2 separate regions of the Mus musculus genome follow, and region 1 is linked to region 2. A link is a loop called in an ENCODE intact Hi-C map of the cell type or tissue named here. Cell type or tissue: left cerebral cortex. All regions are shown on one strand. Each heading gives the region's core, and the rest is flanking DNA. Links, peaks and the distances in the headings are about the cores only. Region 1 has its middle 97 kb from the start of Gm33892. Region 2 has its middle 42 kb from the start of Gm33892.

Region 1 (2,922 bases), core at 233-2,732, 55 kb before region 2:
CCCGCAATACCTCTCCTGGGCATATATCCAGAAGATGTTCCAACTGGTAAGAAAGACACATGCTCCACAATGTTCATAGCAGCCTTATTTATAATAGCCAGAACCCAGATGCCCCTCAACAGAGGAATGGATACAGAAAATGTGGTACATTTACACAATGGACTACTACTCAGGAATTTTATGAAATTCCTAGGCAAATGGATTGACCTGGGGGAGGAGAGAGTACAGATATGTACTCACTGATAAGTGGATATTAGCCCAGAAACTTAGAATACCCAAGATACAAGATACAATCTGCAAAACACATGAAACCCAAGAAGAACGAAGACCAAAATGTGGGCACTTTGCCCTTCTTAGAATTGGGAACAAAATACCCATGGGAGGAGTTATAAAGTTCGGAGCTGAGACAAAAGGATGGACCATCTAGAGACTGCCATACCCGGGGATCAATCCCATAATCAGCCCCCAAACGCTGACACCATTGCATACACTAGCAAGATTTTGCTGAAAGGACCCAGATATAGCTGTCTCTTGCGAGGCTATGCCAGGGCCTAGCAAACACAGAAGTGGATGCTCATAGTCAGCTATTGGATGGATCACAGGGCCCCCAATGGAGGAGCTAGAGAAAGTACCCAAGGAGCTAAAGGGATCTGCAACCCTATAGGTGGAACAACAATAAGAACTAACCAGTACCCCCCGGAGCTCGTGTCTCTAGCTGCATATGTAGCAGAAGATGGCCTAGTCGGCCATCATTGGAAAGAGAGGCCCATTGGTCGTGCAAACTTTATATGCCTCAGTACAGGGGAACGCCAGGGCCAAGAAGTGGGAGTGGGTGGGTAGGGGAGTTGGGGGGGGGGTATGGGGGACTTTTGGGATAGCATTGGAAATGTAAATGAGAAAAATACCTAATTAAAAAATTAAAAAAAGAAGTTTCTACATAAAATCTTTTTTTAAAAAAACTTGTGTATTTTCATGTGTATGAGTGTTTTGCCTGCATATATACACACATGTGTGTAACTGGTGCCCAAGAAGGCCAGAAGAGGGTGTCAGATCCCCTGAGACTAGAGTTACAGACAGTTGCGAGGTGCCACATGGGTGCTGGGGATTGAACTGGGATCCTCTGGGAAAGCCCATATTCCTCTTAACTGCTTGAGTAGATCTTTAAGCTCCAGACCTTTAAAACCTATTTTAAAAACCCTTTTAGTAATAAAAAAGGAAACATTTTAAGGATTTCTCACATTTCAGTAGGGTTTCTTACTTGAAGACCAAGGAAGGAATACGTTTGGCTATGCATGTATTATAGCATGTAGTTTAAAAAAAAAATCAAACCTCGCTAAGTCTGGCTAAGTCGGTGGTCTTGCCCTAGTTCCCGTTGGATTCCCGCCTGCCAGCTTGCTGCCAAGCTGCTCACACTTCCCAGGCCATCCATTCCCCTGTGGCTAGCCTGCAGAAAGCCAGATGCTGCCTGCTCAGATCTCCTTAGCCCCGTGAAATGATAACACTCGAGACTTGTAACATACCAACCAGATTTATAGCAGTAAATCTCCACCCCCAAAAATGGTGGCAGCTCCAAGAACACAAAACCCAATTGATATAAATACAAGCTGCACAGCTAGATGGGGCAAATGTTCTTACTCTACAACGCTCCATTGCCCATCTATGAAATCCGCAGCTACTTGCAGCTTGTCCAGGTCACTTGATTCTGGTTCATCTTCTTTTTTCTCCATCTTCTCTCCATCCTCCATCTCATCTCTCTTTCTTCTTCCTCTTTCCCCTCTCTAAAACTCCCAGCCACACCTTTCCCTTCCACTGCCCAATCACAGGCTCTAGCCTTACCCGACCAGTTAAGATCTCACCTGACCTCCCCTGAGTACAGGCACTCTCTTGAGGGAGCAGAAAATACTAACAGCAATCCACAACAATCTATTACTTGGCTTATTTTGTATACTTTTATATGCCTGCCATTTATATTTTGTTTGTCAGAAAGAGAAAGTAATCAAATGGGTAATGTCCCTAAAAGACTATGTATTCTCATCACACAAGTGCTTATGAAAAATTATATTGTGATGTAAAAAAATAAATGTTTTTCAGAATAAGTGTAGGAAGTAATTCTCAATTGCACCCACAAAATACTTTTTCCTTTACTGTTATATCAATATATTCTATGCAGGGTAACTCCAGTGAACATACTTCTACTCCTGAGATGAGATCTTTATATAGAGTTCTACAAGCAACTCCTATTCAGGAAGACACTATGTGTGGCTTAACTATGTACACATGGTTTTCACTTTAGGAATTAAGGTTTAGGTTGTAAATTTCAAACTGCAACTAATTTGTTTGGTTAAGTGTTTTTAAAGATCTGTGTGGAAACACATTAAAGCTCTCTCTCTCTCTTCGTGTCTCTGTCTCTCTGTCTGTCTGTCTGTCTTTTGTGTGTGTGTGCATGTGCATAAGCAGGCATTTGATCATACTTGGTTTTGGCATATGAATTATAAGTACCCAGGGTAAACAAATCTGCTGTATTTTAGAGACTATCAAGTAAAACTTTAGAACCTTGTATTGATTCATTTAAAGAACTCATTCAGTGAAGAAATATTCTTGCAGTACTTTAGTGAGTCAATGACCACGAGAGATGCTGAAAATCGCAGTAAAAAGAGCCATGTGCTCATTGTCTTCATGAGAGCTTAGGTGTCTTTTGGGAACACAGCTATGCAGCCATACAAACAACAATACAGTCACAGGAGCCACTGAGCGCTGCAGGAGAGGGACAAGGTCACGTGTGAAGGTGTGGCCAAGCACTCCCAGCTAGCTCAGGATGGCAGGTAGCATCCTTGAGGACACATGAACTGATGTCTAACGAGCAGAAAGTTCTCCATACTGAGGAAAATGTGTTTGAGATGATGCTGGCTTCAGAGGGAACCT
Region 2 (2,922 bases), core at 262-2,761:
AATAGTGGGTACTTGAAAGTGACATGATCATATACAAAATTCAATAATAAATGCTACCAAGACATGTATTATTAAATAAATTAATTATTTTACAATATTTACTATTCCCTTTTTAGAGAGAAGGAATAAAACACTTAGTAATAATGTAAGAGATAATTGTGCAAGATGTGTTTAAATATGATGTAATTCCTCACCGACCAGTAAAAGCACACACAGAAAGGTAAGTCGTATTTTTGGATACAGTTCCATGTCACAAAGACACAAACTCTTTTTCAATCTTTACACATCTCCAAGTTGTTTCTAGAGTTCATGTGCTGAAATAAACTTGTGAAAAATCACAGGGGCCATGCAAAGCCAAAAGGAATGGAGAAAGAAAACTAGCTCTTGAGAAAGTAAAGTCTGCTGGAGTCAGAGGGGCTCAGGCATCTGAACTTCCAGTGGGATAGTGTGGAGTCTGGAAACAACAAGGTTTCCAGGGACAGAATCAAGCTGCTATCCTAAGTGCAGTTGTTTCCGATGCAATTTAGCATAATCCTTCTGAAGACACACTCTAAGAATATCTAGCTAACTTAAAAAAAATTAAAACTGCATGTACTCTCGTTTAGCGGTTCTAATTTTAGGGGCTCATCAAAAAAGCATCCTCAGAAATATGCAAATCTGCACAGCTGTGTCTGTTTTAACATTTCTTTAATAGTAAAAAAGAAACAGTGAAATGAAAGTATCCAACAGTGGGTAACAAAATATCCAGCAAAATAACCAAGTATCACAGCCCAGTGAGGAACATGATTGACAGTGAAGTTGCTCCTTAGAGAATTGCAGGTAAATTTACTACAGACTCTGAGGAATCTTGCAAGAAGAACTTGTTTACCTCCAATGTATTCAACTCCAGGAGTCTTATTATTTATGAAGAAACCAGGAAATACAGGTGTGCTCTCAAGACTAAATATTAGCCATCTTCCTTGTTCTGTGATATCATTCCCAACCCATGAGATCTAACCCCATGATAGTCACTCCCAGCTCCATCACTGCCCCTGGGATGCTAGCATCCCCATTAGATTATGTGCACTGACACTCGAATCCCTTAATATGAGAACTTAGCTGGCCGCTGACATCTACTTCAAATATCACAGTTGGCTTGGCTTGTAAAAGAAAAACAAAAAGTAGAAAAATATGGGCGATGACTAAAGCTCTGACTCCATCTGCTTCGATGTCACACTGTCCCTTAAGCCTGTTTGCTACTGAGAACACAGGAGCGTTCTCAGCCTGTGATGTTGAGGGTCTCCTGTCCCCCACCTACTGGCCACCTGGAGAAGCACTGAAAGAAGCCAATGAGATTATAAACTCCAGAGATAGGATTTGCTGTGATTAGAGATCCTGGCATTAGATGCAGAAGAACTGTGACTTGTACTCATGTTTTATACACTGTCCAATGACCTTGCTGTAGAACTGAACCCCGGTGTGGGTAGGGGAGCCCAGATGTGAGTAGGCACAGTGTGAAATTCAGTTTAAGTCCTGCAGACTGTCTCACACTGAAGGGCAGAGGGAAGAGGTGGGTTGAAAGCTGAACTTGTGATGAACCTGTCTGCTTCCTGTTCACTTGGTATGAGTATGTTATCGAACATTTAAAAAATCTTCATCGAGACTTAAATGGCTTGACAGAGCCTAACCCGGTCTTGCTGTGGTCAGGATTTCCAGGCATCGTATCCGTGCTTACCCTTGGGGTAGTCCCCCCTCTCTGTTAGAAGAATGAACTGCACTAGGGAAGTATCCAAAACCCAAGGATTAAGGTGACAGGCAGGAAGGGTCTGACAATGACAACTGCATAATCTGCTGAGTTTTCCTGGTCACCTCCATTGTCTGACCCCTGAGAGCTCGGCCCAATCACTCACTTTCCCTAGATCTTCAAAGAAACTGTTCATCTTTAATTGTCTATTGCTTTCCTGGAAAACATGCTAAAAATTCTATTTAAAGTCTTCCAGGATACAGCACACAGATTACTTATAAGTGGTCTTATAAGTGATGCATTTATATATTATTCAATTGAGGAAAAACTCTCACCAAAGAGCTCTTAACCCCCCCCCCCCCCCCACACACACACACACACTGAATTCAGCTAAGAAGGATTCATTAGAGTTTCTTGTTTTTATTCCTGTTCCCCCATTAATGAGGAGGTTATCTTACATATCAATTCTAAGAGCCAAATAAGCTGAGGAAGGAATTAAAAATATAACAACGTCTGTAAAGGTAGGGGAGCGTCAAATTAGAAGTTGTACAAACAATTTGGCAGTTTCTGGGCTTTGTCACATCTAACCCTGGTCCAGCGTTGTGCTAATGAGTGAGAACTGAGTCTGTGGTGTCCTAGAACTTCAGTGTTCACGGCTTTAGAAGTCCTGCCTGTGAAACTGGTCCCAGTGAGAAGTAAGTCACAGCCATAGGCAGCTGACTGTCTCTTGTCTCCTCCCAGCAGATCTGGGAGCTCATTATTCCTGTCTTCCTGGCCCTGTCTGTAGCTCTGTTTCAAGCACCTAAGACATGCATCTCCCTTGTTTCATCTGGAAGGATTTGTATGGAATTTAGATGACATCACCTCTTATGATACTGTTTTCTTCACAGTAATTAAGCAGAGCTGACCATTATGTGCCTTCAATGAAGCTCTCCCTTTACACCAGTGGTTCTCAACCTGTGGTCAAATGACTCTTTCATACGGTCACATATCAGATATCTTACATATCACATGTTCACATTACAATTCATAACAGTAGGGAACTTACAGTTTATGAAGCTACAAAACAATAATTTTATGGTTGGGGTCACCACAATATGAGAAACCATATTAAAGGGTCCCAGCAGTAGGAAGGTTGAGAACCACTGGCTTAGACTCTAGACTTGTACCACTCAGAAGGAGTCCGTCTTCCCTCAAAC

What was found. Peaks named below come from ENCODE experiments on the same cell type or tissue, not always from the same donor. Only the 100,000 strongest peaks of a DNase experiment are listed, where the experiment ranks them.
Region 1: a loop joins it to region 2, with 2.3 times the contacts of the local background. A loop is called at or near these places in 4 of 42 quality-filtered maps.

The regions. Positions count from the first base shown.
Region 1 is chr10:21,473,017-21,475,938 of GRCm38, forward strand. No RefSeq gene overlaps it. Among named protein-coding and RNA genes, the nearest start is that of Gm33892, 97 kb to the right of the region's middle. In left cerebral cortex, for the core only: no CTCF peak of the experiment used is centred there; a DNase peak (open chromatin) is centred at 1,494.
Region 2 is chr10:21,528,006-21,530,927 of GRCm38, forward strand. No RefSeq gene overlaps it. Among named protein-coding and RNA genes, the nearest start is that of Gm33892, 42 kb to the right of the region's middle. In left cerebral cortex, for the core only: a CTCF peak has its summit at 1,296 (motif pointing left); DNase peaks (open chromatin) are centred at 599 and 1,306.